Regions from separate parts of the Homo sapiens genome. Here region 1 is linked to region 2. Evidence: read pairs that join two places in POLR2A ChIA-PET (ENCODE). Cell type or tissue: OCI-LY7. All regions are shown on one strand. Links, peaks and the distances in the headings refer to the core of each region. The heading gives the core; the rest is flanking DNA.

Region 1 (6,494 bases), core at 634-5,633, 92 kb before region 2:
TACCAGACTTAAGGGTAGTCCTGGTGTGTCCAGAATTTATTCCTTCTGGTGGGTTCTTGGTCTCACTGACTTCAAGAATGAAGCTGCAGACCCTCGTGGTGAGTGTTACAGTTCTTAAAGATGGTGTGTCCGGAGTTTGTTCCTTCAGATGTTCAGATGTGTCCAGAGTTTCTTCCTTCCGGTGGGCTTGTGGTCTCGCTGACTTAAGGAGTGAAGCCACAGACCTTTGCAGTGAGTGTTACAGCTCTTAAAGGTGGTACGTCCAGAGTTGTTCGTTCCTCCTGGTGGGTTCGTGGTCTCACTGACTTCAGGAATGAAGCCACAGACACTCGCAGTGAGTGTTACAGCTCATAAAGGTGGTGTGGACCCAAAGAGTGAGCAGCAGCAAGATTTATTGTCAAGAGCGAAAGAACAAAGCTTCCATGGAAGGGGACCTAAGCAGGTTGCCGCTGCTGGCTCAGGTGGCCAGCTTTTATTCCCTTATGTGGCCCTGCCCACGTCCCGCTGATTGGTGCGTTTTTACAGAGTGCTGATTGGTGCACTTACAAAACCTTTAGCTAAACACAGACGTTGATTGGTGTGTTTTTTACAAAGTGCTGATTGGTGCGTTTACAAACCTTTAGCTAGACACAGAGCGCTGATTTGTGCATTTACAACCCTTTAGCTAGGCAGAAAAGTTCTCCAAGTCCCCACCTGACCCAGAAGCCCAGACAGATTCACCTCTCACTGGGAACCCTGAACTCTTAAGTTGGGGTCAGAAGTGAAGGTGATCTCTTGTGGATTGCTCCCCTAACTTTGAAGGAAACTTTTGAAGTTTTGCTACAAAATATGTAATCAGATTTTATAAGTATTGCTTGTTTATAAGGTATATTTTGGGTTTGTACACAACAGACCCCATTGAGTAGATATGTGGACTACTATTTGTGTGTTTCTGATAATTTTTCTTGTAAAACCAATAATCCTTGCTACATTTATTTTAATGCCATGTTATCTTTAATATGGAAGATACATTTGATCCATGAAAAGACCTGTTTTCCCTGTGTGTGGTTTTTTTTAAGAATGAATGTGTATTAAAGACATTGTTCTAATAAGTAAAAAGACAAAATAATTATGTCCATTTTTGCCATTGGTACCTAAAATTTACAATTTAGTCTGACTAAAAGAAATGTCACCCTTATGCTCTGCAACAGTGACTTTAGGATATAGATGTAATGAGAAATTAATTTTCTTTAATTATTTTTCTCTTCCTATCTTATGTTTAGTCACTTCAGCCACTCTCGATGTCTTCTCTTCCATTAAACCCCACTGCCCTTCCTTCCCATCTGCCTGGTGAAACTTACCCCAGTTCAATCCAATCTTAGTTGACTGCCCCCTCCTCCAGTGCTTCATGCAGGTCCTTCTCCCCATCCCTAGCTAGTTTTGAATCCTCAATACTTTCTCTGACCTCCCATTCCACCAACCATCCCCTCATTTTCACCAAAGACCAACCTGCTATTAAACAAAGAAAATTGAAGCTAACAGTCCGCAATTCCTTGGTGGCCTCATGCCTACCAACAAAATGGTCTGCATTCTCACAGATCTTTGCCTCTTCAGTGGAAGAGGGAGGAATCCTTTTATTTGTTTTCTGGATTTCATTACCTCTCATCTCTCTAGGTTTTTTGTTCCATTAATTATTCTCCCATTCTCCTATATTTTCAGTCTCTTCCTGCAAGCTACACATTGCTCAAGTTTCTCCCATATTAAAACAAACCCCGTGTGTAAGCCATTACCCTCCCTTAACTCTAAGAGGCACTCTAGATATTTACATAAGCCCTTGGATTCCCTTAATAGTCAAGCTGCTTAGAAGGCTAATCTATACCTATTTTCACTTGTTTACCTTGAATTACTTCCCACGCTTAAGACTCTTCTTCCATCCTCTCCCTTCCTGCATTGCTTACCATCATCTACAGGATAAAGTCTGAGCCCTTTATAAATTGGCCTTGTACTAGCTCTATAGTCTCTAGCCTCTTTGCTACCACTCCTCACCTTGCATTTTACTTATACATCACTGAGCCATCCAGATCACACAACACTCTTTAAAGTATCTCTGCTTTTGCACATGCTCTTTCCTCCTTCCGCAATCATGTTTTTCACTTACACCATACACACTCTATTTGTCCTTCAAACCCTAATCTGGGATCACCTTTTCTTCTGAAAGCACCCTCTTAGAAATTTGAGGGAAACATATAAATAGTACTAGCACTCCTCATCTGAGTTTCGAACCAATTTTTATGTAAGACCAAAGAGTATGGCAGGTGGAGAACCATCTCATTTCCTTTATTGCTAATAAAGCTGATGCTGGGGAATGCAGCTCCCCTCTTTATGCAATAATAATGAACCTTGAAAATAGGCAGACTACCACTAAATCATAGGGAGAGCTGGAAAGCCACAGGCCACCTCTCTTTTGTGCTGTGGCACAAAAGTAAGCAGAACATGTGCAGTATGGGAGGGCAGGCTAACTCCCCAAGGAGAGAGGAGGAGACTGGAAGAGGAATGCCAGTTTTCTTTCCAAATTCACCAATCAATAATCCTACTTCTTTAGGGCAGGAGTGGGTAGGGAAACTGAGTAAGACAAAGAAGAATTTCCCCACCTCTACTTGCCATTCTGAAGATTTTCTTCTATAAGCCCACTATGCTTAAATACTAAGCCTAGAGTCCTCCCAGAATGTGGTTATCCTCTTTGGGAGCTCAGCAGTTGACCAAGATAATTTTGCTCCCACTTTCAGAAGTCAGCTCCTTCCTCAATCCTAATCTCCACTCTTTTGTGAACAAAGTATATGGTGTAGCTCTGTTCCCCGGAAGGCTCTGAAATGGATCAAAACAAGACATTACTTGGATCAATTTCAAGGACACTTGATGCTCAAGGCTGAAAATTATTCTATTTCCTACTTCAAGTTATATCTAGTCATGTTGTACACCATAGTAAGCAGAGAGTCTTTAATGACTTCAAATTAAAACATAAAGATATTCTGAGAATAAAATGTATAAAATCATTTCAATGACAAAATACTAACAATACACAGATCTATCACATTTAAATACAAACCACCTCCCATTGTCAAATTCCTAAGGAAAAATTAAAGTGCAACAGTTAAATCCCCTGCAATCAAGCCCCGATCTTTTAAGAGGCAGCTCCCCTAACTGCCCTTACAAAATCAATCTATGCCCTGAGAAACTCTCAGTGGTTTCCCAGATCCTGATTCCTTTTGAGGAGCTGTTCTAATCTGCCCCTTGAAATCTTGTCTCTCTTCTTCTGTTAGATTTATTTGGGCCTCAATCATTTTTCTGATGTAATAACCGTAAAGACATTTTCCCATGTTCTAGTGCGTTCTTTGAGGACATTTAGACACAGGTGCATCTCCATTTCTCTTTTATATGTGTCCATCTTGGACTTTAAGATCTTATTTCCATTTCACATCTTTCTTGTCTTTCCTTCCAAAAGCTCTCTTCCCAAAAGGTAGATGTTCTCTTAAGAAAACCTTTTTCTTCCTCAAGTGCAACCAGCCTGCCAACCTTTATTTTGTTTTTATTCTGTTATTCCTGTTCTGAAAAAAAGACTGAAGCACACTTTTCAAGCCACCCTAGCTTCTATATTATTTCTTTTTTATTTTATCTTATTTTTTTAGAGACGTGGTCTTTTTTTTTTTTTTTTTTTGAGATGGACTCTCGCTCTGTCACCCAGGCTGGAGTGCACTGGCGCGATCTCAGCTCACTGCATCTCTGCCTCCCGGGTTCAAGCAATTCTCCTGCCTCAGCCTCCCGAGTAGCTGGGACTACAGGCGCTCACCACCACGCCTGGCTAATTTTTGTATTTTTAGTAGAGATGGGGTTTCACCATATTGGCCAGGCTGGTCTTGAACTCATGACCTTGTGATCTGCCCACCTCAGCCTCCCAAAGTGTTAGGATTACAGGCGTGAGCCACTGTGCCCAGCCTAGAGACAAGGTCTTGCTCTGTCACCTAAGCTGGAGTACAGTGGTGATAATAGCTCACTGTAGCCTTGAACTCCTGGGCTCAAGCAATCCTCTCTCTTCAGCTTCCTGAGTAGCTGAGACTACAGGTGTGCACCAACACACCTGGCTAATACATACATATATATATATATATATATATATATATATATATTTTTTTTTTTTTTTTTTTTTTTTTGGGGGGGTCAGGGGGAAATGGGGTCTTGCTGTGACCGGGGTATGGCATCCTTGATTTCTTGAACACACTTGATTCCTAAAGCCAATTTTCAGAGCACAATATTTTAAATTGCTTTAAATTTAAATTGCAGTAATTTCATCAAGCTGTTTCTCTATTCCAACCCCAAAAGAGGGTGTAGCCTTTATAATAAGAATTCCCATTATTTGATAATAAAAATACATTACCCTTCTATGAATGAAGCTACTATTTGAGTATAACATGACAGATAAAGCCATGGTCAGAACATATGAGATTAACAAATTAAAATCAACCTGATAGGGAGTGACCCTCAAGAGCTTGTGAGCAATCCACATGAATCCAAGAGGTTTGTACAGTACTTACATAGTTTCCTCCTTTGGTCCTATAGGTAGACAAAAACAGTATACAAATGGATAGGATTTGGCTTATCCACACTGTCCAACTAGGCCTAGCAGTAACAATTTAAAGCTAAAATATTAGTGCTTTGTAACATACATGAAACTTGGGTATAGGATGAGTCTTGCCCTGTAGACCTAGTTGAAAAATGTAGTATAAGCAGCAAATAATTGATCTGCCTCTCATGTCTCTTTTGCCTATGATCGTATCTTTTTAAAATTAGGGCTCGCACATGCTACAGAAATCTGTTGGTTTTGTAGGGGCTCCACACGAGTGAGCTAAGGTGCTGCTGTCTGCTCTCTGAGGATTGTGTCTGCTAAGGTCCTCCTTGCCTTCTATTTACTAAGGTCTCTGACGTCTTTGTAGGTTTGTGGAGCCTAGTCTGATCTATGAAGCAGGGGTTTTGCTTACTTAGGCCAGTCAGTAAGGCCCATCTGTATTTTCCAGCATTTTTTTTTTTTAGACAAGGTCTCGCTCTGTTGCCCAGGCTAGAGTGCAGTGGCATGACCACAGCTCGCTGCAGCCTCCTAGGCTCAAATGATTCTCCCACCTCAGCCTCCCAAGTAATTGGGACTACAGGAGCAAACCACCATACCTGGCTAATTTTTTAAAAAAATGTTTTATAGTGATGGAGTCTTACTGTGTTGCCAGGCTGGTCTCAAACTCCTGGGCTCAAGTTATCCTCCCACCTCAGCCTCCCAAAGTGCTGGGACTACAGGTGTGTGCCACTACGCCCAGCCTCATCTGCTTTTTAGAGGCTGTTTGCTGAGATTCATGCATGTTTGCTTAGGGCTAGCAGGGCCCTTTAAAAACAGCTATTTGTCTATTATTATAAATTTTAGTAGTCCACCAAAGTGAATGAATTCATAAGACCTAAGATTTAAAGACACTCACAGACAGCACAGCACAGCAGCAAACTGTGTAACTGTAAAAAATCTGTCAGGTTGCAGAATAGAAGCCTCAAAGACCAAGGTCAAGAATTCACATGGTTTGTGCTCACAAAAGCACCATAAAAATTTAAAGCTACTTATACAGCTGACTCTAAAAGTCTCAGTCCCTCTGTGTGTTTGATCTCCCATCCACCTCCTTTTTGTTGTCTTATTTCTTGATGATTTTGGCTAATGCACCAGATGTTATGACCATACAGAAGCTCATTAAATAATATGAAGCAATTGAGAAATAAGACCAAAGACATCACATATAGAGAATAAACATCCCCTCTATTACTGATGAAATAAATAATAGAGAATTGACTTATTCAGCAGGCAAGTGAACTTCCTAATACTAAACCCCAGGATTAGAGAAATTAATCTTTCAACCAAAGGCCATACTCACACTGAACTTTGAAAAATAACGCATGGATGAAGGGAACAGAATGTGTGATTCCTGAAGGCAGCTTGCTCCTAAGAGAAAAGGGAAAAAAAAATGGCTGGACTATATATATCCAATTTATTTTCCCGAACTCGTTACTTGATCATTCACTCCAACTCCCTTGTGAGCTGTTACAAAAATTGCTGCTATAAACACTCCAGTATGTTTACTGAATTATATTTATATACATAAACATTTCTGTGAGTATAGACCTAGGAGTAGAATTGCTGGGACACAAATATGTCTATGACCAGCTTCAGTAGGTGCAAATGATTTTCCAAAGTGGTTGTAACAATTTAGACTTTCACCAGCAGTGTATGACAGTTAGACGCTCGATCCTTGCCAAAACTTTTATATTAGTTTTTAAAGTTTTATCCATCCTAGTGGTGTGAAAAGGTATCTCATTATAGCTTTAATTTATATTTCTTTGATTATTGTTATTAAACACATTTTTATGTTTATTGGCCATTTGTATATCCTTTTTGTAAAATGCCTGCGCAAGTCTTTTTGACCATTTTATAC
Region 2 (6,494 bases), core at 867-5,866:
TTAGCACATTTGTTACCCACAATAACTTTACAAGCCAAGTATTATTATCCACAATTGCTAGAAGAGGAAACCAAAGCTCCCTAAATGCTCAATATCATGCTCATCACTCTTTCAGCTCTGTATGGGATTCCCAAAGTGAACCTCATGTGTATTTATGAACTTGGCACTCTCGGATACCATGCAGCACCCCTCATTTTCTGTGAGCTCTGCTTGCTGAGGTGAAGACTCTGCTGCAAAGGGGCCCCTGGTCCTGTGAAGCTGGTCCCCCTGCTGTGCCTATTCTAAGGAATGGCCATTGCTGATGACATTTGCTGGTCTGTGCCCAGGCATGGTTTCCTGGCGCTGCAGAAGCCACTGGCTGGTAATCTGCCTATGGGTGTCCACAAACCCTCAAGTACAGAAATTTGCCATCCTTCAGTTTGACAGGCATTTTAATGGAATGCTCTTTCAGTGTATCTCCCTAGCATTCAGGTACGCGTTTCAGGGGCCAGGCTGGAGGGTGATCTAAGTGACAGGCATGGTACAATGGTAAATTTTGCCCATACCCTCAACACTGATCCTCTACTTCTAGGCCATACTAAGGTGGCTTTTAAAAATTAATATATGATAATAGTACCTATTTATGGGATACATGTGATATATGGATACATGCATATAATGGGTAATGATCAAAGCAGGGTATTTAGGATATGCACCACCTCAAACATTTATCATTTCTTTGTGTTGGGAACATCCCAAATATTCTTTTCTAGCCCTTTTGAAATACACAATACATTGTTGTTAACTATGGTCACCTGCTGTCCTATTGACCATTAGAACTTATTCCTTCCAGCTAACTGTATGTTTATAGCCATTAGCCAACCCCTCTTTATCCCACATCCCAGCCCTCCACACACACACACACACACACACACACACACACACACACACACACACACACACACACACCCTTCCCAGCCTCAGGTAGCCGTCATTATACTCTCTACCTCCATGAGATCAAATTTTTTAGCTTCCACGTGAGTGAGAACATGCAATACTTGTCTTTCGGTGCCTGGCTTATTTTTAACATAATGTCCCCCATGCTCATCCATGTTGCCGAAAATGGCAGGATTTTATTATTTTTATATCTGTTCTCTTATTAATAGTATAACTTCTTACAACTTAGATTTAAGCAGAGGCCCTTCTACATATAATTGGAATTTTATATGTCCACATTTAAAAAGAGTTACCTTGGGATTGATAACATACTTCTTTTGCTCCTAAGTAAAAATTTTTATTACTATAAAATGTTTCACAAATGTATCAAAAATACTACAATTAAAACTACTGCTCTGATCAACACACTTTCGTGCTCTTTTGTCTGGTATAGTGAAAGGTCGGTCCTAGAAGACCTGGATTCATTCTTCTCAGCCACTTAATTTAATCCTGGATGATCACATACTGTTTATACTTGGGATTCCTTATCCACAAAGTGAGGGATCTCTCACAGTACCAAGGAACCCCTCTGGCCCCCTTCAGTTCTAAAATTCTTTTCTTTTCTTTTTCTTTTTCCTTTTTGAGACAGAGTCTTGCTTTGTTGCCCAGGCTGGAGTACAGTGGTGCTATCTCAGCTCACTGCAACGTCCGCCTCTCGGGTTCAAACAATTCTTGTGCCTCAGCCTCCTAAGTAGCTGGGATCATGGCCGCACGCCACTAGGCCCAGCTAATTTTTTTGTATTTGTAGTAGAGACAGGGTTTCGCCATGTTGGCCAGGCTGGTCTCGAAATCCTGGCCTCAAGTGATCCATTTGCTTCATCCTTCCAAGGTGCTGGGATTACAGGCATGAGCCATTGAGCCTGGCCAGTTCTAAAATTCTATGACACATTTAATATATTATGAGCAAGGTTCTTGAAGCGTCCAAGCCATTCCCTTTAAAAGCTACCATGTGACTCCCAAAGTGCAATCTTATGCACTGGGCTCCCATCCATTCTGATAAGCAGTTTATCTGGGCCATTTGAAGACTGAGATGAAAGCAAAGCGCTAGACTCAGAAAAAAGAAATGAAAAAGGTAAAAACTCTGAAAAGACATGTGGAAGAAATTCAAGACAATCCCATATTGCTTCAGAGAAGGAAGAAGGGAGAGAGACAGGGTGGGGGGTGGGGGAGGGAGGGAGATTGGGGGGAATGAGGGGGTCTTGGGGGTGGAGAGACAGAGACAGAGAGAGAGAGAGAGAGAGAGAGAGAGAGAGATGCTTACGCCACCATCACTGCTAGTAAAACAGCTAGCATGTACTTGCTGCTTACCATGTGCTAGGTGGTGAGCTAAACATGTCACAAACCTGAGGTCATGTAGAGAAGGCTGGTAAGGGTAAAGGATAAGGAAATATACGGGATGATAAGCTTTTAGAACAAAAAATAAGTTTTCTATGTTCTAAAAGTCATGAATGTATATACAGAGATATGGGGAAAGACCATGACAACTATTCACCAAACAGTAGCTGGCTCTGGAAAGGTCACTTCTTAGTATGTCAGGCAAAATGGGTTTCCTCCACCCCTGGAGCTGGCACAAACAAAGGCTAATAGAGGAAGACATTCTCATAACAGGATTATATCCTGGAAATGCTAGCATGGTTGAGCTTGGCAATATAAAATGGCTGACTGTCCTCCAGCTAATCCATCTGGTCCCCTGCCTGCTCCTGGGGAAACCGAAGAAGGGCAAGCCTGGTATCCTGGCTGCGTCTGATGCTCTCCTTGCCAGGATGGGCACAGTGTTGAGTGGCTTGTACATGAAGCGCAAGTTTTGCCAAACAGTGCAAGTTGCTAAAGTGCTGGGATCAAAGCAGCATTTGCTTCTGCACCAATACTAGGTAGCCAAGTAAATAGATGCCACATCTATCATTATTTTCCAAAAAGAGCTGTCGCACCTGGCAGTGGCCCAAGGGCTGTGAAGCCACTCCCCCCTCCAGGATGCAGGAAGAGGCAATACCACAAAAGAAAGCATGCCACAAAGTTCAGGCTCGAGTGATAACAGCTGCACACCAGCTGCTTGCTGGCTGGTTCTATTCAGCTTTTTTATCTAGAGAAACAATTGTGGAACACCCAGGGGAGAATGTAGAAACACAGAAAAACTTAATTTTAAAATGAGAGAGACCTGGGAAAACATCTAGGTCTCAGGTTTCCAAACTTGTTGGAGGAGCCCACGGATTTAAAGAAGGTGCCAAGAACAAAAGCATAGAGTTGCCTAGGAAGTCACTTGAAAAAGGATTCTGGGGCTTCTTGTGGTTAAAACAAGTTAGAAAAATTGACGACTCCCTCTTTTTCAGATAAGAAAATTGAGACTCAGAGGATAATACGGAAGAGCAATACCCATCTAACCCTACTGTGTGCTCAGAGAACTCACACCGTATTGGGACAGAGATACAAGAATCAACACCACAGTGTGTAGACTCACACATTATACCTTATAATGGACACTGATGGGAAAAATAAGACAATTTATCATCTTGCAAGGTTGGCTTTGTCTTATAACATTTTGCCTGGTATCATAACCACTCATATCTTAGTTACTCTGGCTTTGGGTGAATTCTTCTGATTCCATTATATATCTGCTTAACGTTTTACAATCATTAGAATACAAACAGTAAGTTACTGCTTACTCAGGTATCATATAGCAGATATTTTTCTTTTGAAAAGGGAAGGGTGGAGGGGGTGGAAAAATCGAAATATGCCCTCAGGTTGGTATATTATTTTCCTACTGAAAATTTGGTCCTAAGACTAACTTTAAAACAATTATTTTGTCTATGTATATCACTACTTATTGATAAAAGTAACTTGCTAAAGGGGGAAGGCTTTGCGTGGAATAGCTTTGCAGATGTTCCAAACCAATGAGCTAGCAGTTTAGAACCTAGGTAATCAGACTAATGTCTGACCACAGGTATTCATCATGTAAATACCATTGATCTTATTTTATGATGTGTTTATATTTATCTTAGCACTATCTCTAGACTTTAAAAAATATGGACAACTTTTGGGAACCCTGTTCAATGAATTCTTGGCATTCCAAAAGCAATCATTACAAAATACTGATATTATAATAAAATACCCAACTAATAAATTGATGAACCTTGAACCCTTGGGTTTTGTTCCCATGAGTTCCTTTAATTTTAATTAATAGGATGATGGTAAAATAAATTACTCCTTCCAGTTTGGAGGCTGGTTGCCCTATACCATTTAAAACCATTTTAGTCCCAGGAATATTAAAGCTGGCCGATTTGCTATTATTTTATCCATCAATCCTAAGTAATTAGTGTAGAGATAGGATTTCATACTATCCGGCCATCTATGTTTGTGCAGATGTTGACTGCACTTCTGCAATATAAAATCAAGTTTTTCTTCTGTATCAGTTAATTAAAATAGAGCTCAATACAATTTTGAGTAAGTGAGCATCTTAATTATCTAAATCATCACTAAGCACAGAATCTCTGAAATTACCAGTAAATCAAGTATAAGAGATTAAATTTTACTTTATAAAATAATGCTGTATTTGTCAATAATCAAACTGGAAGACTGCTGATGACAAACTTTTTCTGAGGAAACTTATTATTCACCTTCTTCATTCTAAAATCTATAGCAGCGGCTTTTTCAAAGTATGATCCACAGATTTGTGGGGTCCCCAAGGCCCTTTCTGAAGTTTGGTGAGGTCAAAATTATTTTGCTGATCATATGAAGATACTATCTTTTTCACTGTGTGGATATTTACTCTGATGGTACCAAAGCAAAGTGGGTAAAACTGCTGGTGCCTTAGCATAAATCAAGGCAATGACACCAAATGGTACCCATATTTAAGTTATTCTTCATAATAATATACCCTAATATACTTAATATACCTTCATAAATATACCCTAAATATAAAACACATACCACTTACACTGAATGACCTTGATGAAGCAGTAAGTCTTCCTTGATGAAGATTTATTAATTTTATTAAATCCCTTGAGTGTATGCCTTTTTAATATTCTGTGAGACGAAATGGGAAGTATGCATGAAAGACTTCTATTAGATATTCAACTATGATGGGTGTGTCAAGGAAAAGCGTCTGAGACTGATCTGTATGCTGAATAAGTTTTTATGATTTATTTTTTAATAGAATGCCATTTTCACTTGAAAGAAACAAAGGACAAACTATGGTCACTGAGATTGGTTATCTGGAAGTTTTTTGAACATGAATGAAGGGAGCCTGTCACTTCAACAAAAACAACTGACATCACTTGTTGCCAATGACAAAACTTGAGCTCTCAGGCGAAACTAAGAAATTTGGAAATATGACAGTTTCTCAGGAGTTAAGGCCTTTCCAATGAGACTGATGATGATGTTAACAAATGTATTGTTCTTATCATTATATAATGAAATTGTCAATATTTAAAAGATCTGCATTACTTGGGAAACCAATATTTTCCAAATGACCAACTCCTGATATTACAGCATCATACAATGGTAAAATGTCCTGTTAAAGTGCAAGACAGACTAGAAACAGTACTAAAGGTTCTTTTTTATGCTTTCAGATTCTATATTGCAGCTACTTTTTTAAAAAACTACCACTAGTTTTTAGTACAGTATCAAAAAGGAGTATCCACAATTACTTGAAAAAAGCTATTAAAATGCTCCCCCCTTTTGCAATTACATATCTGAGTGAGGCCAGATTTTCTTCATATATTTCAACTAAAACAACCCAGGGGCATAGACTGAATGCAGAGGTAGGTGTTGGAATTCAGTTATCTTCTATAAGCCAGACATTACAGAAGTTGGTAAAAATCTAAGACAATGATACTCGTTTCTTTTAATTTTAAAAAAATTATTTTCATAAAATATGTAATATGTAATGAAATTATTATTCTTAAATGAATTAACGATTAAAATTTTATTTTAATTTCAATGTTGTATATTTTGATAGTTAACTGACATAAATAAAAGCCTAATTATTTGCAGCTATCTATTATTTTTTATTTTTTAAATTTTTTTTGAGACTGAGTCTGGCTCTGTCCCCCAGGCTGAAGTACAGTGGCACAGTCTCAGTTCACTGCAGCCTCCACCTTCCGGGTTCAAGCAATTCTGCTGCCTCAGCCTCCTGAGAAGCTGGGATTACAGGTGCGTGCCACCACACCTGGCTAATTTTTTTTTATTTTTAGTAGAGATGAGGTTTCACCATGTTGGCCAGGCTGGTCTCGAACTCCTGGCCTCAGGTGATCCACCCGCCTTGGCCTCCCAAAGTGCTGGGATTACAGGCGTGAGCTGCCATGCCCAGCTGTAGCTATCTATTTTTTAAGCACGTTAAAGGGTGCTCTGTAAGCTCTGACAAGCCAAGTTATTAAATAAGTGTAGTGCAGGTCCTTGAATAACATTGCCTCATTCAACCTTGTTTTGTTTTAATGCTGATGAGAAAAAAAAAAACAAAAAAAAACTGATGCCACTGTCTGGGTAGAGTTTGCACACCCTTCCCTTGTCTGCATGGGTTTTCT

Evidence for each region. ChIA-PET counts read pairs that join two places held together with the same protein. Peaks named below come from ENCODE experiments on the same cell type or tissue, not always from the same donor. Only the 100,000 strongest peaks of a DNase experiment are listed, where the experiment ranks them.
Region 1: POLR2A ChIA-PET joins it to region 2 with 5 read pairs; 2 of 35 experiments call an interaction of 5 or more read pairs at or near these places.

The regions. Positions count from the first base shown.
Region 1 is chr4:173,353,413-173,359,906 of GRCh38, reverse strand. The region is part of intron 2 of SAP30-DT (SAP30 divergent transcript); the gene reads left to right. Among named protein-coding and RNA genes, the nearest start is that of SAP30-DT, 14 kb to the left of the region's middle. In OCI-LY7, for the core only: no CTCF peak of the experiment used is centred there; no DNase peak of the experiment used is centred there.
Region 2 is chr4:173,261,323-173,267,816 of GRCh38, reverse strand. All of the region lies in intron 2 of GALNT7 (polypeptide N-acetylgalactosaminyltransferase 7), which reads right to left. It overlaps LOC124900812 (a long non-coding RNA gene), which reads left to right. Exons shown (of 3, transcript XR_007058367.1): 2 at 1-3,489; 3 at 5,126-6,494. Among named protein-coding and RNA genes, the nearest start is that of MIR548T, 3.6 kb to the left of the region's middle. In OCI-LY7, for the core only: no CTCF peak of the experiment used is centred there; a DNase peak (open chromatin) is centred at 2,966; H3K4me3 peaks cover 1,693 bases; H3K27ac peaks cover 2,815 bases.